Regions from separate parts of the Homo sapiens genome. Here region 2 is linked to region 1. The links are chromatin loops, found by intact Hi-C in ENCODE. Cell type or tissue: CD14-positive monocyte. All regions are shown on one strand. Links, peaks and the distances in the headings refer to the core of each region. The heading gives the core; the rest is flanking DNA.

What was found. Peaks named below come from ENCODE experiments on the same cell type or tissue, not always from the same donor. Only the 100,000 strongest peaks of a DNase experiment are listed, where the experiment ranks them.
Region 2: it touches region 1 in a loop (2.2-fold over the local background); 12 of 110 quality-filtered maps call a loop at or near these places.

The regions. Positions count from the first base shown.
Region 1 is chr20:62,917,816-62,934,475 of GRCh38, reverse strand. It overlaps DIDO1 (death inducer-obliterator 1), which reads left to right and starts at 7,971. Exons shown (of 16, transcript NM_001193369.2): 1 at 7,971-8,037. RefSeq lists silencers at 5,091-5,140, 7,784-8,223, 8,294-8,383 and enhancers at 5,271-5,360, 6,137-6,985, 7,868-8,481, 8,824-8,873, 8,482-9,095 and 1 more. In CD14-positive monocyte, for the core only: CTCF peaks have their summits at 7,762 and 7,963 (motif pointing right); DNase peaks (open chromatin) are centred at 7,915 and 8,565; H3K4me3 peaks cover 2,500 bases; H3K27ac peaks cover 1,910 bases.
Region 2 is chr20:62,782,356-62,794,487 of GRCh38, reverse strand. It overlaps LOC105372716 (a long non-coding RNA gene), which reads left to right and starts at 207. Exons shown (of 4, transcript XR_936986.3): 1 at 207-909; 2 at 2,364-2,586; 3 at 7,412-7,600; 4 at 10,659-11,270. RefSeq lists a silencer at 1-299 and enhancers at 390-459, 696-1,390. In CD14-positive monocyte, for the core only: CTCF peaks have their summits at 2,619 and 2,821 (motif pointing right); a DNase peak (open chromatin) is centred at 2,867.

The DNA.
Region 1 (16,660 bases), core at 6,437-8,936:
CTCTGGATAGGGAACGCCAGAGAAGAGCCTGGAAGTATGTAGTAGGGAGGTCAGAAGTCCTAAGCTCATTTTGCATGTGTTAGGTAGGTTTTGAAGTGCATTTGAGGCATTCACGTGGAGATGCCAGGGGAGCAGGTGAATGATGGTGCCCAGATCCAGGCAGAGATAAAGGCAACTACAGCCAGGTGTGCATGAAGTCTCTGTGGAGAAGGGATGGGTGGAGGGAGAGGAGGAGAGCCTGGGCCAGAGCCCTGAAGCCACCAGCATGGAGGCTCACCAAGAGTGCAGGAGAGCAGGAAAGAGGTAGGTGGGTCCCGGGACAGGAGAGGGTGCAGGGCCACACGGGTTGGCATCTGGGACAGTGACAAGGACTTCAGCCTGCTGGATTCATCAACTGCCTGAGCTTTCCTATGACAGAGGTGGGCATGTGGATGAGAGAAACCAAAGGCTTGGCCCTTACAGTCAGCTGAGGGGCAACCAGGTGTTCAGAGCTTCCAGTGTCTTGCAAGCTGAGGTGGTGGCTTTGAACTTGAGTTGTTTCATATTGAAAGAGATGAACAGAAAGAGGAGTGCTAAAGGTATATTAATCTTAAAAGAACATTAATGAGTTTTTAAAAAGGGGAGAGCAGTTTGCCCAGGCTGGAGTGCAATGGTGTGATAATGGCTCACTGCAACCTACACCTCCCAGCTAATCCTCCCATGTTAGCCTCTTGAGTAGCTGGGACTACAGGCGGAAGCCACCACACCCAGCTAATTTTGTTTATTTTTTGTAGAGGAGAGGTCTCACTATGTTGCCCAGGCTGTTCTCAAACTTCTGCGTGCAAGCAGTCTTCCTGCCTCAGCCTCCCAGAGTGCTGGGATTACAGGTGTGAACCACTGCATAGAGTGCTTCCTTTACTCAAATCATAGAATGTTTAAAAACCAGGATATCAGCCATGTTTCAAAACCACATTATTCCCATGGATGTTTTGTTTTACTCTCAAAACCCAAAAGCATAAAATCAAACCCCTACATACTGGAGACTTCAGGCTTTCAAAGAGATTGGGCAAATCAAACCACCTTACTTTTCAGGATAATTGATAAACCCATCAGTTGTTGATGCTTAGAATGGTTAGCAGAAGTAGGTAGGAAACACTCAGACCTCAATTTTCATGAACTTCACTTTTCACAGTATTTTAAACAATTAGAGATGTTGGAAAGAGGTAAGGAAGAATTTTACTATTTAGTCTGCTGCACATATTCTTTTGTTGTTGTTTTTTTGTTTGAGACAGAATTTCACTCTTGTTGCCCAGGCTGGAGTGCAATGGCACGATCTTGGCTCACTGCAACCTCCGCCTACCGGTTTAAGCGATTCTCCTGCCTCAGCCTCCTGAGTAACTGGGATTACAGACATGCGCCACCACGCCCGGCTAATTTTGTATTGTTAGTAGAGATGGGGTTTCTTCATGTTGGTCAGGCTGGTCTCGAACTCCAGACCTCAGGTGATCCACCTGCCTGGGCCTCCCAAAATGCTGGGAATACAGGCATGAGCCATGGCGCCTGGCCTGCTGCACATATTCTGACACCATGTGTCTGGTGAACCCAGACCCTGTAAAGAATCTTCACTGGTGATTGTTTGATATAGGTGACCTTCCCCCTCCCTCTTTTTGCCTGATTTTATTTCCCTTTCTAGATTATACCACTAAATCAGAAAGCACTGAATATTTTGTAAGTTTGTTTGGGTGAGAGCAAGAATAATCTTTTCTTGATTTTTATTTTTATTTTTTTAAAACCTTTAACTCCTGCTGAGGTTGAGACAAACCGTATCTAGCATACTGTTACCTGAAACAAATGTGGTAGGAGGGAAGGTGATACAGTCCTGCCATTGCAGACCAGTGGGAAAGGCCAAAGAGTATTTTGAGTAGCAATGTACATGGTCAAAGCATTGTTTATGTACTATTTCATTTGAGTTTGATTATGTAGTTTGAACCTGGCTGGTCAGGATTTGATAGACAGTTACTGGTTTGGGATCTGACTTTTCTTTTTTATAAAAATTAACAAAAAATATATGTAAATATACACACATACATGTGGATAGTTCTCTCTGTGTCTTAAGTTATTTGTATGCATGCAGCTGTTGTGATCACGTGTCTGATGGGCAGGTAGAAGTAGAAATAAGAGTTCCTATGTTTCCCAGGCTGGCCTTCAACTCCTGGGCTCAAGTGATCCTCTCTCCTGGGCCTCCCAAAGTGTCAGGATTACAGGCGTGAGCCACCGTGCCTGGCCCTACATTTACTCTTTAAATACTTTCCTATTGGAATGAAAGAGGCAGGGTGGCTCACACCTACAATCCCAGCACTTTGGGGAGGCTGAGACAGGGGAATCCCTTGAGGCCAGGAGTTTGAGACCAGCCAGGTCAACAAAGCAAGACCTCCCTGAAGGGAAAAAACCTCCAGTTCCCATTTGGGTGTCTTTTGGAAACTGCTAATACCTCAGTCTTTGTTGTTGTTGTTGGTATTTCCTCCAAACACACTCTTTCTCAGTTTTACCATTTTGTTTTTGTGAACTAAGCAAGAGCAGGAATTAATTTATATAGTTATTCATATCTGGACAAATTCTGGAAGGTTGCTGGAGTCTCTTTCACTTCTTAAAGTGTTTTCATTTAAGAAAAAAATCTTTAATTGTAGCCTGCACAATTGTAGCCCTATCCTTACCCCTAAGGTCCCATACTCCCAAGGCATTGAGGTTAGGTAGAAGGCCCAAGAATGGGGCCGGGGCCCATTGCGTCTGGAATGCAGTGTGAACTGATGGCTGTCTCTGACCTCATGGACATCCCTGCACCTTCCTCCTGGTGCTCGCCAGCAGGTGCAGGAATTCAGTCGTCTATGGGTTCGTTTCCCCTTTTTCGCGGGTCTCTATTCCGTGGTGTGAAGAGCCTGTAAGGGTAAATGTCCTATTTGGGTACAACCACTTTACTCTTATTCTGTCAGAATCTGTCCAAGCGTTTTTTTGGCTTGTTTGCTGTGTTCCTTTAAAGATGGTTGAGATAAAACCAGTCAGAAAAGAAATAGTTTTTTGCCCTATACTTAACTAAAATATTGATTTATTCCAAAGTTGTTTTTATTTACTTTTCACTGACCTCAAAGAGAAAACTTAGACACCTTAGAGAAACATGAAACATTCTCAGAGGAAGGAGTGATGAGCATGGTTCTGTATTAATGTGTTCACTCCTTAGCAGAAGATATAGAAATACTGCAGCTTAGGCCAGGCACTGTGGCTCATGCCTTCGGAATCCCAGCACTTTGGGAGGCAGAGGCGAGTGGATCCCTGGAGTTCGAGACCAGCCTGGGCAACATAGTGAAACCCCATCTCTACAAAAAATACAAAAACTAGCCAGTTGTGGTGGCATGCACCTGTAGTCCCAGCTACTCGGGAGGGTGAGGCAGGAGGGTTGCTTGAGCCTGGGAGGCAGAGGTTGCAGACAGCCAAGATCACACTACTGCACTCCAGCCTGGCAACAGGGTGAGACCTTGTCTCAAGGAAAACAACAACACAAACTGCAGCTCATTCTTTCTAAAGGTATCTGGAAAATGACAGAACTGAGAATAACATCCAGATTCAGTTCCCTGCCATGAGAAGTTCCTTTTGCCTTGTTTGTGGATATTGTTGTCAGTTCATTGCAGCTGTCTTGAGTAACTTACAGAGGCTAATGTGACCAAAGAAAGATCCATCATCCCTTGTTGTTTTTCTAGTTAAAAGTCATAGCACAGGTTTCTGGTAACATACAAATGATAAGACACTGTCCATAATTCTAATTACAACAATTCAGTTTGTATAGTAATTTGGTACAGCATTAAAGGGGGTGATGCCCTCCTCCCATCTCATTTCCCTCCCTTTTTCCTATTTCACATTTATTCTTTTGTCTAAAAGACAGAAAATTGGTATGATTCTCATATGCCGCATAGAACGTGTAGCTCCATCACATCCCACAGCTTTCTAGAGGTCTTTGGGGTTGGAACACAAAGTTTAACTTCTGTTTCTGTTTTTCCTTGAATTCTTTTGTTTCCTGGCCCTTTTCCATCTTGCCGGTTCCCCTTATGTTACCCACTATCGTCCATGCTCTCCCTCTGTGTTGGTTGTCTCAAAACAGCATTCAGCGGAATTCATTGAGTGGGTGAATTCTGTGAAGTTGCCTTTTCTGGCAGTGCTGTTACTCAGTGATGCACAAACGTAGCATTTGCCCTTTGGTAGACAAAGATCTGTGTTTTTTTTTTTTTTGTTTGTTTGTTTCTTTGAGACGGAGTCTCGCTGTCACCCAGGCTGGAGTGCAGCGGGTTCAAGCGATTCTCCTACCTTAGCCTCCCGAGTAGCTGGGATTACAGGCGCCTGCCACCACGCCCGGCTAATTTTTGTATTTTTAGTAGAGATGGGGTTTCACCATGTTGGTCAGGCTGGTCTTGAACTCCTAACCTCAGGACCTCAGGCGATCCACCCACCTCGGCCTACCTAAGTGCTGGGAACAGGCTTGAACCACCGCGCCTGGCAGATCTGGTTAGTATTCTTCAAAGGAGCCAAAGGCAGTGCTTTCGTGTTTGCTTTGAGGGGAAGTAGTGGACGATTTGATTGTGACACCTTTTAGCATTGGTGAGTTGATTTATCTAAAATTAACTGTTAAAGTTAGCTGGCCTTATACAACGTAAAAGTAAAGAAAATTCATCAGTTTCTCAAAAAAAAAAAACAAAACAGTGGCTGAAGTTTTTGTTAGCAATAAGAAAACAGTAGGCATATATATATATATATACACTTTTTCTTTTTTCTGGGAATCCACGTTCTCCTCCTGGGTAAAGGAGAGGGTTGTATTTTGTGATTCCTTTTTCCTGCCCCAAGTGGCTGGCGATACAGCCCCCGGCGCGCCGGGCACTGAGGCCCTGGAGCACAGCGTGGGGGGCCTGGCACAGACACGACTCACGACCGGGCCGATCTCCGGCCAGAAAGAACTATGTTCCGGCCGCCCGGGTCGCGGGCCCGCGGTGCATCCCTGCAGGCCTCCATCCTGCCTCGGCAGAGGTCTGCAAGAATCCTGTGGGTGTCCCCCGGAGCGGGCAGAGGAGGAGCCCAGCGCCGAGGCCCAGGCGCGCCCCGCCCTCGCCCCTCCCCGTGCCCCTCCCCCGCTGCTCCCCTCCCAAAGGCCGAGACCTGGACGCTGCCCGGTGGCCTCGGCGGGGGCCCTGTCCTTGGCCGCTGCCTCTCTGAATCCCAGGTGAGAAGAATAAAACGTCCTGACGCTGTCCGGCTTCCGGTTCTTGGAGAGGACGGGCCGTCTCTGCCGAGAGAACTGTGCGGAATCAGGAAGCGCTGGTGCTCCTTCGCTTTCACGGGACTAAGCGAAATCCGGCTTTAAACGAAGTAAAGCCGGCTGCCTCCTGGAGTATTTTTGTCATAGTATTTTTATTTTGGGTCAGGGTATTCTGCTGCGGACCCTGAGTCTTAGGAAGGAGGCTTATAACAGCGGAAAGCCATTTTTTTTTAAGAATTGCTGAGTTTTCCGGATTGTACTTTCAAAGACTTTCCCTGAAACTTTGCGTGGCATGGGGGTTGCAGAAACTGGTGTCTACACATTACAAAAGTGTACTGTTTACACCTATTTGTGATGCACCCATCGTGTTTTTCTCCATGGACCACCTATTAAGCTTCCTGCTGGAGCGCTCTTGGCCCCCTTCCTGCTTTCTGGGCCACATCCTGTTGTAAATCGGTGCTACTTGTGGGGTTTTGTTTGTGAATTGGGGATATTTAAGGAACAATTTATTGAAACAACTGAAGAGTTTGTTTCCTCCTTTGGGTTTTACTTTTAAAATAAATTCGGTTAGGAAAAAGTATTCTTTTGCTAGTGGAGTTCAAATTCAAATACCCAGACTGTAGATTCTCCAAATGCCTTTCTCACCAGGGAGGGCAGCTCCCAGGAATAGTGACGGCAGGTAAGCTGGGATAAAGCTGACTTCGTCACCTTGTAGGTGGGGAAGGCCAGAGTGGATAGTCTGGCCAGGCCTCCACAGCCGAGCCAGCTTCTGCTGGGGGGCGGGGGAGATGAGAACGAGAGGCAGGTTCCAGTATCCTCTGGACTTGCAGGAAGGAAGGCATTCTGCGTATCGCTGAGCACTGCGGTGAGCTGAGTGAGGGTTCCCTTTCCTCATGTTTTCCTGCCTTTTTCTTCCTCTTGGTTCTCTTGTCCCTGAGCCGCCTTGTCCACTCTTTCTATTCCCTTAGTGCCTTTCCATCTATCTCTCCTGAGTGCCCAGCGTGAAACTGTACCCAAGAGTTAAAATCTCTTAAAAATCTCACCGTCTTGCAGAAACAAATTGTGGCTGGTTTAAAGATCCTCAGCTAAAGAGACTGGGCTGAGGTTCCCCCATACCAGTTGGATTTAGAGAGAGCCTCTTGTAGGGAGGCCTCATGTGGTCTTCACCTGGGCCTCAGCATGTGAGCCCTCCTTTAACAGAGAGCTTGCCCAAGATCTCACTGCTTGTTAAAGGTGGTCTCAACCCCGTCTGTCTTCTAAGCTTCCCACTACCCCATGTCTGAGAGCAAAAAGCCCTCTTTGCAACCTGAGATCACACTCAAGATGGAAGACTGTCAAGCCCATCCCTGCCAGATTCTATTAATGTGGTCCTAATGGGCCACACCAGCAAAAACAAGCTGCGTTGTATTCCTTTGAAGAAAACTAAGTCTGCCTCAGAAACTAGCAGACCCTGTAATCTTCAGCGGTATTATTAAAAAGCACACCTGCCTCAAAGCCCCTGGTTCATCCATGGAAGCATCGCAGAAGCCTCTGTATTAGGGGCAGCTTTACGGCACTCTGGGCCCCTTTTACTCTTGGCCAGGGCCAACGCCAAAGGCTAGATGGTCCATGCTTCCAGGTAGCGTATCACTGTTCACAGAAGCAGAAACAAGTAATGGGGCCACCTCCACCCCCCCCAGGTCCCTGCCCTCGGAGCAAGTGGCCAGTGCCCATGGTGCCTCGAGGCAACAGCTGCCCCTCCTGCCCCCTCCCAGTCTCTTTCCTGCAGTATCTGGGGACAGACAGGTGATAGAGTGTCACTCTAGTTACTATTGAGCGAACTGAAGAAAATCCACATGGAAGGTTGACATCTACCATACCTCACTTTCCCCTCTCTTGATAGTAAGTGTCTAATCTTTCCCTCCAACCCCTGTGGGCAAACATGTCCATGCGTTCTTTGAGTTCTAGCTACTGGTCAGTAGTTCTGAGTGTAGGATTGACATGGTGGGAGGAGGCAGAGCTTTGGGACCACACCGCCAAGGTCCCTGGGGCCTAGAGGTCCAGCGTGCCCGCCTCCCTTCCTCGCTGTGCTCCTTTCTCTCCCCCCCACCCCCACGCTCCTGGTTTCTGGAGCCGAGCTTGGGGTGGGGAGGCAGCAGGTAGGGTCTTCAAGTTGGAGAGAAACCCCGCCCACACCTGGACCTCGCCCCTCGCTGCCATTCCCAGCCGAGGCCGTCAGGGGCCTGCGTTTTGAGAAACACAATCTGGAAGAGAAAACCTGGGCCTTTTCTTCTTTTATCCCCTGTCCCCGCCCCCCTACACCTCTTACAAATTTAGCCCAGGAGCTTTCTATCCCCACCGACTTGAAGGGTTTATCGGTCTTAAGAGCGAAATCCTGGCGGAGTGCAGTCCCTCGGGGCTAGCATCCACGTTCCGCCTGCGCCCTGCCCGGGCTGTTCCGAGGGATCCCCGCAAGGGCACTGCCCCAGCTTTCACTCTTGGAGTCGGGGAAATAAGGTGTCCACAAAGGATGCAAGCAAGTCATTGTCAGTGCAGACCCGAAGGGCGCGTCCGGAGTGCAGGTATGAAAGACGGGCGCATGCGCGCAGTCCGGGGCCGGGCTTCGCAGCCCGGGCTCCGCTCTAGCCCCGCAGCGTCTCGGTGGCCGGTCTCGTCCTCCGCCCGCCGCGCGGGGGCGCCGCTCTAGCCCCGCGCCATCTCGGTGGCCGTCCGCCCACTCCGCGGCGTTCGGGGAAATGGCTGCGAGACCCTAGAGGCCTGCGGCCTGCGGTAAGTGGCGTCCCGGGCGCCGGGTAGAAGAGCCGGCCGCCGCTTGGGCCGCCCTCGGGAGCGGGGCGGGGCCGGCATCGGAGCCCGGCTGGCGAGAGCCGCGGATCCCGCACAGGCCGCTCCCGCCGAGAAGATGGCGGCCGCGGAAGGGAAGGAGCGGGCGGGCGGGCGGGCGAGCGGGCGGGGCCGGTCAGAGCCGCCGCGGCCTGGGGCGCGGGCCTCAGACGCCGGCCCTGGTGGGCTGCGTGAGGTCGAGGGGACTGGCGAGCACTCGGTGGTCGCGGCTGGAACGGTTCCGAGGGTGGGAGTCGGGGCGGCCGCTCGCGGGGAAGAGCGCAGGGCTGGCCTGGGCGAGTGCGGCCCGGGGCTCGGGGGCTGCGTAGCTGGCTTGTAAGCGCAGCTGGTTTCCCTAGGCATTCTCGGGGACCTCGGCGCTTCCTCCCGGGCCTTGGGTGCGGTCGGGGTGGCCGGCTTAGCTTCTGGCGTGCCTTCGGGGGATTCCGGCACTGCAGGGGCGGCTGGCGCTGCAGGAAGCGCGAAGAGCCCGGATTCGCTTTTCTGAAGAGTGTGTCCTTACCTCCCCGCGCTGGTTTTCAGTTTTTTTGTGGAATAGTTTGTTGCGTTGGTTTGTACTGGCCGTATTTGTGACACATTTTGCCTTCCAGTGACCCCGGAAGCCGAAAGGGCCCGCTCTTGCGCTCGGCGGGAGGGGTGCTCGTGCTGCCTCCGCTGCGGCGTCCGGGGCTCCTTCTCGCGGTTCTGAGACAGTGGAGGTCAAGGCCGGCTTTTCTGCTCTAAATAAAGGACTTTAATATATAAGTTTAGAGTTTGGGCCACAGGTAGCAGTAGCTTACTGCGTTACCAGTTATTGAAAATACTCTTTAACTTGTGCCTGGGCCTTCGATATCCGTGTCATCTGTCTGCTGATGGAATGAGATTTGAGCCTAGTGTACTCAGGGACTTAGAGGAGGGAAAGGCAGATGGGAACGTCTTTTCGGTATATTCACATAACTTTGCTATATACCCCGTGTTCCATGGTTTCCGTAGGGCCACATATGACTTGGTTGAAATACAGTTCTGAGAAAGGTCCTTAGCAGTGCCTTTTAAGGAGTAAATACAGTCTTTTTTTAAATGAGCATTCATTGCTTACTGTTAGCACGAGGGATACAGCAGTGACCAAGGTGGCCCCTGTCCCAGTCCTGGAGACAAGTTCACTGGGGAACTTGAGAGATTATTCCAGCTCCTTCCTTTAAATCAGGTGTTGCCAACTCGTTTACCTGGAGCCTAGGGCTCTTTAGTGGCCCTTTGGGTTGCTGTTAGTGTATGTGTGTCTGTGACTATTTCACTATTTTAAATACGGCATAGACATCTCAGAAGTGTCACCCAGGAAGACAGACACAGCCCTGTTGTGAAACTCCCTGCTTAATGCACACTTGTTTTCCTACTTGCTGTGTACATGGGGAGGAGATGTCTGTTCTTGTAGACTTGTTTCAGCAAGTTTCATAAGATACCTCTTGTTTTGGAAAAGCGCGTATCTTGAATTTTTTCAGGCTTTCCACCAGAGGCTGTCCCTTATTAGTAGTTGATTGAATTCAGACTATGTCAAGCAGAGCTCATTGTGCTGTGGTGAGAAGACAGGGCACAAATAAGATAATTTGTGATTGACTGCCCAGCCGTACCCATGGTTACCAGACAGCCCAGCCCATGTTGCATGTGCATATGTGAGCCTCGCAAAGGCTTGTCTAGGACGTGCGGATCATCGGTTGGGCCTTGGAGGGTGCTGGGGTTTCTTCATGTAAGGAGGAAATGATTGGAATGGGCATTGGCTCCCGTTTTGTTCGCGGTGAAGTTGGCAGGTTCTGCTGTTGATACTGTGAGTTTTTCTACAGCCTTAGGGTCATAATTCCCTTAAGGTCAGTTCTGTGGAGCCCAGTAGGGTGCTTCTCTTCAGTGTTTATTTTTAAGCTGTGCCACGTCTTCATTGTTTGGAATCTCTGTAAACAAGACACGTTTTTCCTTTTTATATGCCTGTCCCATAATACCAAGTGGCTTATTTGGCTCTTGAAGAGCTAAGATTGAAAGTGTTTAACAGGTGACTCCCTACTATCTGTGGGTCCCTGCACTGTGCCCTTGCCTGAGAGGTCTCATCTCTCTGGCAGGCTCAGAAGACCACTAGAAAATTCTCTCTAAACAGAGTCTCTCACTTACATTTCTTATTTAAATGACGGGGTCCCTTACAGTGGATACTAAGATCAGCCTTTTTATGACTACTATCAAATGATGTGTGTTAATTGCATTACAAAAGTTCTATAATTAACAGTTAATGGAAATGTACTAATTGGGAAAGAGGAGGTCAAAGAACAAAGTCCAGTTTGCTCATTTCATGTACGTGTACACAGTCATCTGTGAGACAGTCTGTGTTGTCTAGGCCTCATTTTATTTTTTGAGTAGTAATTTTGAGGTTAAGTTGTTATATGAAGTTGAATAGGTAATTGTACATATTTTAATAAGAATTCTGTAACCATGTCCATAAAACTTAATAGGCGGTTGTAATCGTGTGTAAGTTGTAAAGGAGGCATTTCTCTCCTTGGGTATCAAATTTTGATGCCGTGGTTTTGTTTTGCGTATGCTGATATAGACATTTAAGTGGTACTTAATATACCTTTATAATAAGGTAAATCAACTTTTTTTCCAAAATGAAGATACCTTAATGTGTTTGATTACAAAAGTAATACACATACAGGAAACTTAAACATTATGTAAAAATAGAAAGTAAAGACACTAGAAAGGGTGCTGTCCAGAAAAGCTCCACGTTACAGCTGTTTTGCACTAGTGAACGGGATGCGTTGGAGGCTGTGGCCACTGCCCTGGCCGGCTTGTCTGCGGCTCTCACTCAGGTGCCAGGGAGTTTTTCTCACGGCTGTGCATGTGATGATTCATCACCCTTAAAGAATTCCCGGCCGGGCATGGTGGGTCGTGCCTGGAATCCCAGCACTTTGGGAGGCCAAGATGGGTGGATCACTTGTCAGGAGTTCAAGACCAGCCTGGCCAATATGGTGAAACCCCATCTCTAACTAAAAATACAAAAATTAGCTGGGTGTGGTGGTACGTGCCTGTAATCCCAGCTACTTGGGAGGCCGAGGTGGGAGAATCGCTTGAACCTGGGAGGTCGAGGTTGCAGTGAGCCGAGACCGCACCACTGCACTCCAGCCTGGGCGACAGTGAGACTCTGTCTCAAAAAAAAAATAATAATAATTAGGCCAAGCATGCTGATGTGCTCCTGTAGTCCCAGCACTTTGGGAGGCTGAGGCCAGAGGCCAGAGGACCCCTTGAAGCCAGGAGTTCCAGGCTGTAGTGAGCCGTGGTTCTGCTACTGCTCTCCAGCCTGGGTGACAGAGCAAGACTCTGTCCACCCCCCACCCCCAACAAAAAGAATTTCACTATATAGATGTTTCTTGATTTTTCAAACTGGTCTGTTAGTTTGTGTTCAGTTTGTCACCTTTGTGAGAAAAAAAACACTCATAAGTTAGTGTGTACTTCCTACTTAATTTCTCCTGGGTCATCGTGAAGCACTCCCTGCCCTCCATGAGAACAGTATGTCACCCGCTCTCTTCCCTGTGCCAAGCCCATAAAGGGCTGTTGGCAAATATGTCGGACAAATAGACTCGCCTAAGAGGGCCTTTCTCTCCAAGCCCTCGCCAGCACAGGCTGTGTCACTTTCTTAGGTGGCACCTACCGTCTGTTGCACACTTGCCGCAGATGATTTGGCACAGGATGTCGCTTCAGAAAACCTTGTAGGAAGCTGTGAGGTCGTTACCGTCCCCATTTCACAGACAGGAAAGTGCAGGCCTTAGATGCACTGCCTGATACCCTGTGGCCCCCGCGTTCCTAGACAGATACACTGCCTGGTACACTGTACCCCCCCACCCCCGCTATCGTTTGCAGCTGGGGTTGAACCCTGCATTCATAGACAGGTTCCCCCTTGAGTGAGCCCCCCATCTGCTTAACTGAGGGCTTGTCCTGGTTATAAATGTCTGGGTGGGGGTGGGCACTGCTGGCTGCAGCTGTCAGGACTGGGAATGCTGAACCTGCACTGAGGGGAGTAGGCCCCAGAGATGCTCCCAAGACCCTGGAGACACAGGCCAGGTAGACACCTGTGTGTGTGTGTATATATATGTGTGTGTGTGTATATATATATATGTGTGTGTGTGTATATATATGTACATATATATATACACACACACACACATACATATAAAAGAGCCGGGCATTGTTTGTGTGTGTGTGTGTGTATATATGTATATATGTGTGTGTGTGTGTGTATATATATAGTGTGTATATATAGTGTGTATATAGTGTATATAGTGTGTGTATATATATATTGTGTGTATATATATCGTGTGGATATATATTGTGTGGATATATATATAGTGTATATATATTGTGGACATATGTATAGTGTGTATATATATTGTGGACATATATAGTGTATATATATTTTGGACATATATAGTGTATATATATTGTGGATATATATATAGTGTGTATATATATTGTGGATATATATATAGCGGGTATATGTAGTGGATATATATAGTATATATATATTGTGGATATACACACACACACAATAGCTGGGCATTGTAGTGCATGCTTGTAGTCCCAGTTACTCAGGAGGCTGAGGTAGAAGGATAACCTGAGCCCAGGGAGATTGAGGCTGCAGTGAGCCGTGATCAGTCGCTCCATTGCCCTCCAGCCTGGGCGACAGAGACCCTGTCTCCAAAAAAAAAAAAAAAAAATTGGCTGCAGCTCCAATTTGAGAAGCAAATTCTTGTGAGAGAAGGGTTTTTAAAGAAGAAACCCCATTCTCTCCACCTGAACTTAGGGTGGCCATCATCTCACTTGGCAATCCCTGCCTGGTCAGTAATCACATGAAACTGAATGAGAGTAGACAGGGTGTCTGGAAAAAGTGAATGCTAAAGCAGTACCTGTCACTGCCACTAGGATCCTGACTGAACCGGAATGGCCTCGGGGAGCAGCCTTTCAGGCTCCAGCAGTGGAAGGCGCTGCTGTGTCAGCGGTTACCAGACTGGCAGGACCCAGGACTGCTTTACACTCCTAAAAAGCAGGGAAGACCCCAAAGAGCTTTTGTTATATCTATTGATAGTCACCATGTTTGACATTTAAAAATGAGTCATTTAAATGCTGAAGTGCCTTCTATTTAAAATTGGAAACCAGCCGGGCACGGTGGCTCATGCCTGTAATCCTAGCACTTTGGGAGGCCAAGGTGGGCGGATCACCTGAGGTCAGGAGTTCAAGACCAGCCTGGCCAACATGGTGAAACCCTTTCTCTACTAAAGACACAAAAAAAATAACTCGGCATGGTGGCACACGCCTGTAATCCCAGCTACTCGGGAGGCTGAGGCAGGAGAATCCCTTGAACCCAGGAGGCGGAGGTTGCAGTGAGCTGAGATCGTGCCACTCCACTCCAGCCTAAGTGAGAGCGAGACTCCATCTCAAATAAATAAAGTAAAATTGTAAACCATTATATATTAACATAAGTAAACCATTTAGTGGAACCTGTTTTCAATGACGAAAACAATGAGAAAGATGGTTTTGTTTTCACAAATCTGTTTGGCTTAACTGACAGCTTCTGGATTCTCCTTCCGAATTCAAACTTAGTGTCTCCGTTCAGCTTCTGAAATGCTCTAGCATATACTCAGAGTGGCTGTGGAAACAGCATGGAATGTTGGTGTTGTGCAGACTGCTTTGATCCGGGGGCCTCCCAAAAGGACCCCTGGACCACGCTTTGAGAACCACTTCTCTAAGAGTTGTAAAATAGCTCTAAACACTTGGGGAAATTGATTACTTTTAGGAAGATAAGCTGTGTCTTTGAACAATTTTTAGTGGCTCAACCATGTGCTTGCCCCTTGGGGCAAGTGTGGAATCAATCTGATGCGCTGTCACCGGTAAAGCTGTTCCAGTACACACCTCTCCCTCAAAGTGCCCTACACAGCCCCTTGCTGAATCCTTTGCAGCAGTGAAAATCGGGGGTTGGGGGGAGGCAAGAGTAGGCTGTGCTTGGGGCCATGGAATTATGCAGGTCTCTAAGGGTGTGGACCGAGGAGAACATAAAGGAACAGTGATTTAAACCTGTAATAAACAGATGCCCTTGAGGGGAAGCAGCCCCCACAGTACCCTGCTGGGATGACCTCCCGCAGCGCACCCCACTCACATGGTACCCGGGGAGCTCACACTGCCACACTTGCGGCATGAGGTGGATTTCTTCATGGGGATAAGAACCTGTGCATTGTGGTCCTCACCAGGGCCCAAGTGGTAATCTTTTATTAAGAGCAACAGGAATCCTGGTATGTAGAATTGGGACCGTATCTTAAGTGTTTGAAACCATACTTTCTTTTTTACTGAGACAAGAGGAGTCCATCAAAGGTAGTGGTTTAGGAGACTTTATGTCCAGCCATTAAATAGAGAACAATAAACCTCACTTCTCCTTCACCTCGATAAATGATTTTATGTGACTGTTTCTGGTTCCTGGCATTCATTTGGAGAGTTGAAATTTCCCACCTGAGTTGCCCACCAAGGTCACCAGCCTGTGTTTTGCACTAGGAAGTAGATAGAGGGAAATGGCAGGATTGTTGCAAGCTCACATGGGGAGCTTGGCGGCCCGGCTGTAGCCGGGGGCTGGCCAAAGCATTAGTCCTCAGCAGGTTTTTCAGTAACAAGTTTTGCTTTTTGTCTCCGCGTATCTATAAAAACACAAATACCCAAGAAATGTAAAACAACAATAGGTTGTTTCTGGATTTTTCTCTACATTTTCTTTGTGAGAAACATACTGTGTTGTGGCACCCTTGCTGCTTTTTTTTTTTCTTCTTTGAGAGGGAGTTTTGCTCTTGTTGCCCAGGCTGGAGTACAGTGGCACGATCTCAGCTCACTGCAACCTCCGCTTCCCGGGTTTAAGTGATTCTCCTGCCTCAGCCTCCCAAGTAGCTGGGACTACAGGCACCTGCCACCAAGCCCTGCTAATTTTTGTGTTTTTAGTAGAGATGGGGATTTCACCATGTTGGCCAGGCTGGTCTCAAACTCCTGACCTCAGGTGATCCACCTGCCTCAGCCTCCCGAAGTGCAGGCATGAGCCACCGCACCCGGCCCAGAATAATTTTTGTAATGACGGTATTATTTGGTAAGCAGCAAAACTTTGAATTTGCCGTCTGAAGGATTTAAATGTAATCTATGCAATTGAGTCAGATTCTGCATAGATACTAAAGTAAATGAAAGTTGGGCTTCTTCAGTTCCTTGTGGGCCCAAATCTCTTTCCTGTTTGGTGAGTGCAGCACAGTGTTTCCTGCCGCAAGCTGGTGGAGCTTTGAGTGGGCCATCATGGTACATGAACGGCTGCTGCTGGTGGCTGGAGAACACGTCGCATTTGGGGATGTCATCTGAAGTTTCTAGGCATATTCTCCTAGTGACTGTCGCATTAATGAAAACTGAGCTATCAAGAGTCTTTCATTGGGTAATCTTTCCTTCATTTGTGGTAGTTTAAAGATCTTTTACCTAGTGTCTTCTCAGTTGCTCCTCATCTGCATAATAAACAGATTGATGAGCCAGGAGACCCTTAATAGGCAAAATATAAATAAATGTAAACTTTGGCCTACCCTGTCAGAATTAGCGAAAATAATGAAGTTTAGAATAGTGAGGTTTTATTGTAGCATTATAATTTCTGACTGGCGGGTTAAAATTGTTTTGAATATTGTTTCAGGGGAATGTGAGGTTTGAAGAAACAGAATGTTTGCCACTAGGTGAGGTAAACTATGCATTTTTGTTTTATCTTTTTGCTTAGAAGTCAGAGCTCTTTTCCTGGAGGTGCGATGTTATGAAAATAGAAACTTAATTATGGTTGTATGTCATATTTTAAAGTGTCTTGGAGATTAATTACTCAGAAACTAGTCTCAAGTTTTTGGAACTGAAAATCTTTAGGTGGGAGCTGGGCACTGTGGCTCACGCCAGTGGTGTCCCAGCTACTCAGGTTGAGGCAGAAGGATCGTTTGAACCTATGAGGTAGAGGCTGCAGTGAGCCCTGATCATGCAGCTGTACCACAACCTGGAAGTGGGCACGCTTGAGTTAATGACTTCAAGCAGATTTTAGAGTAGTAAAAGTTGAGCATACAGATTTGCAGTGGTTGCAAACCCATGCATTGTAATAGTTGCAGTTAGGCTTTTTAAAGTAACAGAGCTGACCTTTTGGGAAGATATTTTTATTTGGTTTTTAAGAAATTTCACTTTTGGCTGCTTACTGTTTTGGTGAGTTGGGGAATCTGAGGGAAGATTAACAGGTAGTTACAGAACCCTTGTGGAAGGAAATGTTTAAAGTCTCTTCTGATGTCTGAAGCATAGGTATGTATTACTGCTTTGCACATATCCAGTGTACTCCTAAACTGGTAGAAATGGCATGTTGCCACAGTTCTTTGTGTTTCATGGACTCCTGAGGGGGAAGTCCTTGAAGCCCTTTCTGGGGCTAAGAGGTAAAGATGACTTCTGCATAATAATAGTCTAATAGTACAGGCCTTTTCTGGTGAGTTTGACATTTGCATCGGTGGCACA
Region 2 (12,132 bases), core at 1,661-4,160, 140 kb after region 1:
ATCAGGGCGGGGCCTAGGCTGGGGCCGGGCGGGGAAGCGCTCGGGAGGGCGGCTCGGGGGCGGGTCAGGGGCGGGGCCGCCAGGTCAAAACGCATCCATGACGAGCTTAAGGCGGCCTCCAATCAAGGCCGCCGCGGCCTCCGGCTCCGCCCGCTCCGCCTCTGCCTCCGCCTCCGCCTCCGCCCTGCCCTCACGGGCTTCTCTCCGCCCCATTCCCTCTCGGCCACGCCCACCACGGCCCACTGGCCAGGGAGCCGCTACGCAGATGTTTTCGCCTCTGCGGGTGTAGGCTCCGGGTCGGGCTTCCGGGTCCCTTTCCTGGCTCTGGCGCCTTCCAGCTGTGTGACCGGGCGAGGCCCTGAGCCTCTTGAGGGTTCAGTGCCCTCCTCCGTACAATGGGCCAACAACAGCCCCTTCCCTGGGGATCTCGGTGAGGGTTGGTTGCTCTGCAGGGTGCCCTGGGCCTGTGCCAGCGCGCTCAGGCATCCTGGTGACCAACCACAGCTGGCACTGGTGAACGCAGCCTCTTAGCCCAGGCAGGCTCTGGTCAGCCTCACCTGCTGGGACCGCTGAGTGGTCCAAGAGCTGGCTTGGCTGACTGGGACCTGGGCCTCAGCTTCCCCATCTGTGCAGGGGGCCGCTGGTGATACCGGTCCCTGCCATGCCCTGGTGGAGATATGGCCCAGTGAGACTTCGTGAGGGGTCTAGGCCACTGCTGTCACGTGGTACGTCTTCTACCCTGGCCCCTAGGTGGCCCTGGCCTCAGCCTTGCTCTAAAGAGGAATGAAGCCCAGCCCACAGCCCCTTAGCACAGATACGCTCGGGAGACGGGACCCTCACCGTTACTCATCTCCTTACTGTTCCCTGGACACCTTGGGGTCCCTGCGCCTCTCCACCCGTCCCTGCCAGGTACTCTCCTCCTTCAGTCTGGAGCGCCTCCTCCCTTGGGGGTCCCCTGTGCCTATTGAGAAAAGATGGCATAAAAGCGTGAGACAGGAGCCCGGACCAGGAGACCCGAGGGTGCTGAGCCCCACATTGGGCCGGGTCCACATGGAGACACACGCTTGGCTCATCCCAGCCGGGGCTGTCTGCCTGCTCCAGTGGGAACCTGGGCAGGGGTACTGTCTCCAGGGCTCTATGCTGGGCGGTCGTCATGAAATACCTGCTTTCCCCACACGCCCCCTCCTTTCTGAGGCAGGTGCCGCTGTCACGCCTGCTTTGAGGGGAGGAGTCAGAGATGAGTAGAGTGGGGAACTGCCTGGGTTGAGGGCAGAGCCGGGAATCAACCCTCAGAAGCCTGGCTCCAGCCGACCCCTGACCAACCTCCCTTCTTGGCCTGCTCTAGTCCCTGTGGACCCTCACCTGGGCTCCCCTTGCAAATCACCCTGCAGCCCCCTGGGGTGCAAATGCCTGCCCCCACCCCTTTGCCTGTCTCTCTCCTGCGCAGCCTTCACTCTCAGCTCCAAGGTCACCGCCCCAGCTGTGAGGGTCCCATTTGGTCTCTGTGGCCACACACCTGTGTTTCTCACTCAATAAGTGCTTTGTGGGATACACTTTGCACACTTGTCATTGTGAATCACGGATGATAATTTGTTCAACGTGTGCCTCCCCTGCCAGGCTATCAGCTGGCTCCAGGGGGCCAGGGCTGGGAATGGCGTGGCACCACTGTCCCCCACCTCTCAGGCAAGGCCAACACACAGCAGGTGGACAGTGACCATTTGTGGACTGGCTACACAACCTACTGACCCATTCCCTCCCTTACGGGGATGGAATGAATGATCCTCACTCTTTGATCCCTGTTGCTCAAATTTCCTTCAAAAGATGGATGTGGCTTCCCAAATATCTTGATCCCAGGAACAGAGGACTTGGATCCCAAGTGGGAAACGCTCAGGCCCTGGAAAGGCTTTCCCATGGTCAGTGAACATACAAGCCTTCCAGCTTATAGATCAGTCTTGTATAAGTCTAGCTGCATGAATCATTCCTCAGATCGGCTCTGGGTTCTAAGTGGAGTTTCTTGCCTGGGGAGCTGATGTCATCTCTGGAAGGGGGTGACCACTGCTAACCAGAGGGTGCCCATCTCCCAGCCCCATGGGGACACCTGGTTCTTGGTCATGAGAGTCGGGTGCAATGGAAGGGATGTTTAGAAGGCTTTGCTCAAACATACCCTTGCGTGTCCACATGCCTGTGGTCACAGTTTCCTCCTGTCTGGCTGAGTGTCTGGGACAGAAGTGGAATTCCATTGCAACGAGGCTGACATGGCTGATGGGACTGCTCCCTCTGCCACTCATACCTGAGACCCCAGACACTGTAGAAAGAACGCAGCCTTTGCAGCTGGGCAGCCACTGTGGGTTTTGTTTCCCCAGGTCCTCCTGCTCCACCACAGGCCATCTCCCTGGGCCTCATCCAGACAGCTGGACACTGAGCACAGCTCTGTTGTCCTCTTCCCTGGGCTGAGTGGACTCAGAGGTGCTGGGGACTGCATGGCCGCCGGACGAGGCGGGGGCTTTCCAACCCAACACCACCGAGCCTGCCTCTTCCTGCCCTGGATGCTATGTCTTCCATAGAGCCGCTTTTCCAACACAGCAGGTAGGAGAGGTCGTCACCTAATTAACAGCTCTCATGTCCCCTCCCTTTGCTTTCTTCCTATTTGGGGGAAATTAACGCTATTAAGGTTCTGATCTAATTATTTCCCTTCTGACCAAAGTAGCCTGTGGTTGCAGAAAATTAAAAGTTGGGCTTCAGGGGAACCCCCCATTGAAGGCAACCTGGTGAGGGTGTCCCCAGGCCCAGCCACCAGGCTTGCAGCCAACACATCACACCTCTAGGGGGCGTTTTCCACCCACTGTTTGGACCCAGATCTTGGCTCCTGTCTGAACTCTGCTGGAGGGAACCAAGGGAAGGCGTTTCCGTTCCCTGGGAACCTGCCCACCACGAGGGGGCCACTCTCAGCTTTCAGAAAAGAAGTTCAATTCTTCACATGGGGCATCGGAAGACTCACCATGCTGACTGAAAGGCGGGCTGGTTGTGGCTCTGGGGCAGCGCCCATGATGCCCCCAGCACTAGACTTGGACAATTATTGTTCCCACGATGTCCCCTGCAGGGCCAGGCCACGGCCCCGAGAAGGAGGGAGCTGCAGCGTGCTGGCTTGGCTGCCGCACTCTCGACCGCCTGAGGGGGTTTTGGCTCTTTTCAGGGGTTGCCAGATTTAACATAAAAATACAGGATGCCCAGGTAAATTTGAATTTCAGAAAAACATTGAATAATTTTGTAGTGTAAGTATGCCCCAAATATATATATATATATATATATATATATATATATATATATGTTTGACCAAAGCCTTCTAAACATCCCTTCCACTGTACCCAGCTCTCATGACCAAGAACCACGTGTTCCCATGAGGCTGGGAGACAGGCACCTTCTGGTTAGCAGTGGTCACCACCTTCCTAATAAAATAATATGATATAACATAGCATAATGTAATATAATCCATGTATATATTCGGGACATACTTATACTATAAAATCATTCACATTTTAATTATCAAATTTGAATCAAATTTGAATTATCTGAAATTCAAATATAACTGGGCATCCTACCTTTTATCTGATGATTCTGCTCCTTTTGCCTGAATTACCTCCTGGTCAGCAGCTTGATTTGACTTGAAACGTGGGGCCCACCCAGGTCCACAGCGTCACCTCTGCCCGATGTGAGCTGCATGACTGAGGGGCAGGGTGGGCGGTGCTCTCCCTGCCGGGTGCTCCTTAGGGTCTGTAGAGGGAGGGAGAGAGGCAGGCCATGATAGCCCAGGGGAGACCCAGGACCTGGCTCTCCAGGTACTGCTTTTGTGGGCGCAGAGGATTCCTAGGTAAGGGTGCCTAACTGATTTCACCACGCCTGCCTTGATGGACAGATTCTGCTGCGTGTTTCTGCTGTGAGAAGCCATGCTGTCCTGGAACCCCCGTCCACATGCACACCTCTTATCCTCTGTGGGATGGGACAGTAGGAGGAGGAGGAGGGCTTGAGTTCTGATAGACCCAGGGTGCTCAGAATGCGGGCCCTGCAACGGCAGACTCAGCCTCACCCGGAGACTTGTCAGAAATAGGTATTCTTCCCACATGTGCACATGTGTGTATACATATACACACACACCTGTACTGCCTGCCATGGTACAACACATGTACAACACAGGTACGACACATGCACACACACGTGCACACATGTACACAACACACGTACATGGACACACACATGCACACCCAGGTGCACACACATGCATGTGTATGACACATATATACACACACACACTCGTGTACACGTGCACATGGGCAGCACACCCAACACACAGCTCTGCGGCATCAGACGCTTTGGGGCGGGGCCCAGCACTTCTCCAGGGCTGGTGGGTGCGAGCACCACAGTGGGAGAGGCCACGCAATTGCCACTCGAGCTGTTTTTAAGTTGGCTCACATGGGCTGGGGGGTGCGGGCTGAGCTGCTTCTCATTGTCTTTTTCCAATCTGCTGGGGGAGAGGAGCCTCATGTTTCCTGCCTGCCATGGGGTGTGTGGTCCTTTGAGTTCTCAGTCACCGCCCCATTGTCACCAAGAACCAAGCTCAGCCAGGGACAGTAATCCCAGCACTCTGGAAGCCCGAGGTGGGAAGACTGCTTGAGTCCAGCAGTTTGATGTCAGCCTGGACAACCTAGGGAGCCCTCCATCTCTACCAAAAAAAAAAAAAAAAAATTTCCTGAGTGTGGTGGCACACACTTGTAGTCACAGCTACTCAGGAAGCTGAGAAGGGAGGATGGCTTGACCCTGGGAAGTCGAGGCTGCAGTGAGCTGTGATTGTACCGCTGCACTCCAGCCTAGGCAACATGAGTGAGACCTTGTCTAAAACAAACAAACAAACAAAAAAACAGGCTGAGCTGGAAGGACCTTTGTCCAGCCGGCAAATGGTGACTTCGAGAGCCAAGGGGCCGCACCTTCGTCCTGACCTGTTCAGCCGGAGCCCAGACAACAAGGACCAAGCTGTCGGGATGTGGGAGCGTGTTCCTGGTCACTCTCTGCCCGTGCTGTGCCAGCTCTTCACGGCGCAACATCACTTATGCATCATAGTAACCTCCCGGTAGAGCCACTGCTACCTCCATTGCAGATGGGGAAACTGAGGCGCAGGAGCACTGGGTAATGTGTTTCCTACATCAGGTGGAGGAACCAGGCGGAACCAGGCATGTGCTGAGCCCGCGCTACCCCAGGGCCCATCACCTGGCCTCACCTTCCCTGAATGGTGGGTTTGAGGGGCAGCTGTCCTTTCTCCTGCCTGGGAAGGGCCAGTCTTGTCCATCTTGCTCCCCTTCCCGTGGCCCCCTGGGAGTTTTCTGCAGGCATGGCAGGAATCATCTTCTTCAGGAGAGGTGTCAGATAGCTGAGGGTGGTAGACAGTTGGGGTGCAGGCTGGGGGGTCACCCCAGGGACCCTGCCTAGAGCAAGAGACCAGCTCTCAGAGGCGATGACGTCCGGCAGCAAGGACAAGGCTTCTCAGGTTCCTAGCCGGCCTGGGCCCTTGATCCCAAGAGGCTGGAGTCTCACTGATGTTGGCCGTGGAGCTTCCTGCCCAGGCTGACGGGGAGCCTGGCGCCAGCAGCGCCTCTGCCCATGGAGCCAGCCTCTGCTTGCATGTTCCAGATAAGGCTCTGACACGGCCATCTGTGGTCCATGAAGCCAGCCTCTGCTTGCATGTTCCAGACAAGGCTCTGACATGGCCGTCTGTGGTGAGTGTCACGCATCATTTCACACCGCTATTCTCATCTCCGCGGATCCCTCAAAACCCTGGGACAATCACGACTTTAAAAACACCCAGGATGGAGACATTACACTTGAAAAATGCCACGGAGGCTGGCCTGGCTTCCCAGAGGTTTCAGCTCTCCAGTCGGGTTCCTGTGGGTTCACAAGGGGCAGAATTTATTTTTTAAAAAGATGGAAACTTTCCCCATTCATTCAGCTTCTAAAGTCCAGCTCTGCTTTTTTTTTTTTGTGCAACAAAGGGAAATTATTCTTTGGGTCAACACAGAAAACAGCCAATGTCCTCTTTGTAAAAGGAGCAATTCTTTTCATAGGCAAGAAAAGTCCTTCTGAAGTAAGTCCCTCTGCCCCAGCATGTCCCCTAACCTGGGCTCTGCAGCACCTGGGCTTTGGATGCGTTTTCTGTTGACTGTTAGGAGGGAGATGCTAGGGTTTCAAGGGCCAACCCAGTGGGTGTCAACTGCAGCTCCATGAGGACAACATGGAAGGGAACAGAGAGATGTGAGCCAGGCTCCCGAGTACCAAGCGGGCTTGAGGCAAAGGGTGTTGCTTCCCCTTCTGGCAACATTTCAGAATCTGGAGGGAAGGAGGGAAGGCCTGAGAGCTTCTGGAGAGGAACTGAGTGCCCATAGGACTCAGAGCCAGAGTGACAGCTGCTTGGATCAATGACGCTGGATGCTTGAAGACAAAGTTCACAAGGAACCAAGAACCTCAATTGCAGCCCACATCTTCTCATGTGAGGACAACGTGTCTGCCAAGACCTGGGGTGCTCAGTGCACCTGAAGCACCTGAGCCACAGCAGCTGGGAAGGAGGAGGCCACGGGGACGCAAGGACATGGAGAAAAGGTGAAAGCTGAGAGTGGAAACAAACAGGGCACAGAGAGCCAGTGCTCCGCAGAGTCTGGTTTACACGGAAGGGTTTAGAATGGCATTGTATTTCCTGCCCTTGGACACAAACGTAGCACTTGGCTTCTCAAAAGATGATATTTAAATCGTCATAATACTTAAGTGCTGTTTATCAGGATGGCCTGGTGTATTAGTCTGTTCTCACACTGCTGATAAAGATATAACTGAGACTGGGTGATTTATAAAGGAAAGAGGTTTAAGTGACTCACAGTTCCACAGGGCTGAAGAGGCCTCAGGAAACTTACAATCATGGCAGAAGGGGAAGCAAACACGTCCTTCTTCACGCGGTGGCAGGAAGGAGAAGTGCCCAGCAAAAGGGGGACAACCCCTTATAAAACCATCAGATCTTGTGAGAGCTCACTCACTGTCACAAGGACAGCAACCTGGGTAACCGCTCCCGTGATTCAGTGACCTCCCCCTGGGTCCCTCCCATGACACGTGAGGATTATGGGAGATACAATTCAAGATGAGATTTGGGTGGGGACACAGCCAAACCATATAACCTAGTTAGAATCATCCTATAGACGAAAAAGGAGGTCTCAAATGTATGATTGAACGAAGGCAAATGTCCAAGATCTTAACAACGTGAAGGGGACATAAGGAAAAGATGAGGGTGGGAATGCGGGTGGGAGGGGACCCAGGCTTTCCCTCCGTGGGAGTAGTCAGAAGTCACCAGCCAAGAAGCACAGCTCCAGTGCATTGCTTACAGGTATGAAGTATCCACCGGCCATCTGAAAATAATGCAGTAACTAAGAAAAACAGTGGCGAGAGGAAGGAGTGTCGATGCCCCAAATGGATCATCTTCCAGAGCACGTCTACACCGAGATCAAGAATGAAAAGGTGGGAGCAGATTTAAGGCTCTTGGGCAGCTCTGCGGCCTGCTGTGTTGAGTGTCCTGGTGAGCAAATCTCTCAGGTCTGGGTGGTCAGGCTGGCTGTGGCGGCGGCCAAGGCAAGACAGATGGGTATTGTTGGGCCCTCCTGGACACACTGCAGCCTTGGGACACAGGCAGGTGCTGGCTACAGTCAAGTGGCCTCTTGTCCTTGCTGCGTCTGACCCCCCATCCAGCCTGTGAGCCCTACCTTCCTCTTGGGGCTAAGCAGCTGGAGGCTAGGCTTCCCTCTCAGGGCCTCAGACAGTGCAAGCCAGAGGCGTGGGCAGCTGACCAGGCTAGGAGCACTCCTGGGCCACCTGGGCTCCCAGCAGGGTGGGGGGCTTGTGCCTCTGCCCACGCTGCAGCCACGTGGGCTCCTCTCCTATTCGCTGGGAGCTGGAGCAAAGCATCAGGCTCTGTGCCCTGCAAGCCCAGAAATGCCTGTGGGCACTGGGGCCTGCCTGCTGGCGGAGGCTGAGCTGACTCCAGGAGCCCTGGGGGTGGGTCCCGAGCTCCGTGTGGAGGTGCACAGGCTTGACGGCCACGTGAGAACCCAGATGCTGCGGTGCTTGCTGGGAAACTCCGGGAAAGGCTCTACATGGCCTTTGTCTGACTTGTCTGGGTAATTAGGGAAAACGTCTTCCGGTGGGTTTTTGTTTCCCTGAAGTTTCTGGTGATTGAGCTCCTGGGAAGTGAGGCTGGTTTTTGCTTGGCTACCTCAGGGCCTCAGCAAAGCCTGGAGGGGCTTGGCGGCTGGTGGAAAGGGGCCTTTTAAGCCGCTTCCTCTGGGACTCACGGCTGCGCTCTCCTGGTGGGGCCGTCGCAGGCTGAGCGTGACAGGCAGAAGCTTCTGCCCAGAGTCTCTGGGTCTGTGATGGTTGACAAGCCCCACAGGGCCCCTTTCTCTTCCCCTGGAATAGTGGGGTTGTGTGTGGGTCTCCACCCAGGCCCAGGGGTGCAGGGGCCCTCACAGGGCACAGGGGTCCTCGGGGGGCGTAGGGGTCCTCAGGGGGTGCAGAGGCCCTCGCAGCACTTGCTGTTCTTCCAGGTCTGGGCAAGAGGCCCCGCCGCGTTCCCTTAATTCTCAGGTCTTTGGAGTGAATGCCTAAGGCCTCCAAGCCCCGGGTCTCCTCTGTATCAGGCGCTCACGCTGTGGGAGCTGCTTTCTCTCTGCTCCACTTCTACAGAGAAAGAAAATCACAAGCATTTCCCACACTTCCCCCAAGCCTTGACGTATCACAGTTCACTCATGGAGTTGTCAACAGACACAGGCACACACAGACCAGACTGTGGGCTCGGGAGGCGGGAACAAACCCCTCCTTCAGGAGACCTGGCAGCAGGCCAGGGGGCGCCCCAGGGCCCACCCAGCGCAGGGGCAGGCAGCCGCTCCCTCCTGCCCCTCGCCTGCTCCAGCTGTGGGCACTGGGGGCTGCCCCTGGCCCACCCCGCCCTTCATCCCCTCACCTCTGCCTCACCCCATGCTCCATCCCTCCCATGTCTCACCCATCCCACCCTACCCTCACCCACCTCCACCCGCCCATCAATTCCCCCACCTCTGCCTCACCCCACCCTCCATCTCCCCACCCGGTCCCACCCAGCCCCATCCCACCTTCCATCCCCCACTCCACCCCATGCTACCCCACCCTCCATCCCCCACCTCTGTCCCACCCACCCCATTCCCCTCACCCTTGTGCCCCGACTCTCCAGCCCCATCCCTCCTCCACCCAGGTTATCCTTCCTGCGGTACTTGGTGTGTTTCAGTCTTTAGTAAATTTAAAATAAAATGTGGAATTTTCCCTTCGTAACTGTTGAATCTGGATGCTGTGCACACAGGTGCATGCGATACTAGTCTCTCGACTTTTCTGTCTGACGTTTTTCATAATACAAAGTTGAAGAATATAAACAGCTGTCTCTATGCTGATGGAAACGATTATTACAAAAACTGAGCCAGTCATCGCGCACACAGCAAAAACACTCTGGGATAAAAGAGTCCCTGCTGAAAAGTATCCCCCACCAAGGCTGCCTCCGTTAGGAGAGCTGAATCCCTGCCCCGGGAGGCCTGGGTTTCTGCCATTCCCTAATCAAAAACCAAACAGGTGGAATCCGGCCTCCCCACACTTGCCTCCCTCCCTCGCAGCGTGGCCCGTCCTAGAGGCCAGGCTGTGTTGGCCCCTGGAGATCTGGCCCGGTTAGCACAGTTCTGCTGGGTGCAGGTGCGGTGCCCAGAGCCGTGCTCACGCGGCTGAGAGAGAGGCAGGGGAGAGCCTGAGGCAAGGGAGTCCTTGCTGGGTTGGGAGCTTGAGGAAGGCGGCCCCACCCGAGTGGCCACTGCCAGATACGCTGCCCTCTGCAAGGGGCTTCCTTGGCTTTCGGGCAGGTGATGCCCTAGGATCAGCTGCTGCTGATGCCAGCGGGTGTTGGTGGGGAGCACCCAGCTCGTCACCCCTGGGTGGGAGGCTTATACACCCCTCTTGAGGGCCCTGGAGGGGCTGAGCCCCAGCAGCCCCAAGTGTCACCTCTCTTCTTCCTGCACCTACTTGTGGAGTGTGGCCTGGGGAACACTGGGCCCACCGCTTCTCTCTGAACAGCCACCTCTGTGGGATCGGGGGCTCCAATAGTGGCCAGGTTAGGCACTTAGCAGACTGTGGGCAGGGGTCCAGGAAACCCCACAGCGGGAGCGAGGAATCTGACTTTGCAGCGAGGAGGACGCAGCGGCCAGGATGTTGGGCCAGGCCAGTTCCTTTTGATTTTATTTATTTTTGAGATGCAGTCTCACTCTGTCGCCCAGGCTGGAGTGCAGGGGCGCGATGATCTCGGCTCACTGCAACCTCCACCTCCTGGGTTCAAGTGATTCTCCTGCCTCAGCCTCCCAAGTAGCTGGGATTACAGACACCTGCCACCACACCGAGCTAATTGTTGTATTTTTAATAGAGACAGGGTTTCACCATACTGGCCAGGCTGGTCTTGAACTCCTAAACTCAAGTGATCTGCCCACCTCGGTCTCCCAAAGTGCTGGGATTACAAATGTGAGCCACCGCGCCCAGCGTCTTTTGTGATTTTTGACACAACTTTCTTATTTCAGGAATTGGGATCCTGACACATCCACCAAAGAGCCTTTGAGTACTTCGAAATCACTTGGAACAGGTTCCTGCAAAGCAAACCCTTCTGGGCTTGAGGAGGAAATGGACCCGGAACATTCAGCCCATCTGAGCACAAACTTTCTGTTGACCTGAGAGGCTGAGGCCTTCCTGTTCCCCACTCAGACCCAGGAGGCAGCCTGCCCAGGGGGAGCCGGGGCATGGCCTACGAGCTCCTGGAGTCAGGCAGCTCCTGAGGGGCCGGATGGTCTTGGGCTGGCCAAGCCAGCCTCTGTCGTCCTGTGGATGGTGGGGCCTTGTGTACGCATAGCCTCTGCACAGGGGCACACTGTGGGTGTTTGGACGGACAGTGTCTCAAAAACCCAATTCAGGGCTTGACAGCAGATTTGTCCTCCACTCCATGTGCATATGAGCAAGGAGAGTTAATGCAAAGCTTTCTTCATAGCAGAAGGTTGAAAACAATGTACCTTTCTATCAGCAGAGCAGGCAAGGGGGATACTGTGTGTTTCCCACTGCTGCTGGGACAAATTATAACAAATGTAGCAGCGTAAACCAACGTCCATTTTTCATCTCATGCTCTGGAGGTCAGAGGTTCTCGCGGGTTCTTCTGGTTTTTCTGTTCAAGGTCTCATGAGGCTGAAATTGAGGTTTCAGCCAGCAGGGTTCTTGCTGGGAGGCTCCAGGAAGAACTGGCTTCCTGCTCTGACAAGCTGTTGTCAGAATCCAGGCCCTACAGTTGCAGGACCTGGGTCCCACATCCTTGCTGGCTGTTGGCCAAAGGCTGCTCCCAGCTTCTGGAGGCTGCTCCGTTCTCTGGCTCACGGCTCCATCCTCCATCTTCAGAGCAAAACCAGGTCATGTCCTTACCTCGACTCTCTCTGCCTCCGCCTCCTGCCTTATGGCTCGGCCTCCAGGGAGAAGCTGGCCAATGCGCTCTCTTTTAAGGGTTCATACGCTGGGCTCACTGGGGAATCCAGGATTGTCCCCCACCTTCACCTTAACCACAGCTGCCAAGTCTCCTTCCCCCGCCACACGTCATGGTAGCACATGAAGGGATTGGGATGCTGGCATTCTGCTTCCCACAGACACTAAGCTGCCTCTCTCGGCAGGAGGCGGTGCTGAGTCTCATGGGGAAAGAGCTCTGTGCTGCAGTGAGATGAAGAGACCTCGGCGCCGGTGCTGGGCAGGGAGAAGGTGTTACCGGTGGAGGGTCTGGACTGCAAGTTGTCCAGGTTCTTGGCATTTAAACAAAGAATTGGACAAAATGCACAGCAAAGCAAGGAAAGAATGAAGCAACGAAAGCAGGGATTTATTGAAAATAAAGTACGCCCCACAGTGTGGGAGCGGGAGTGTGCAAGGGCCCTGGATACAGAATCTTCTCGGGTCCAAATACCCCCTAGAGGTTTCCCATTGGCACTTGGTGCTCACCTTATGTAAATGAAGTGGTGACTGCAACCA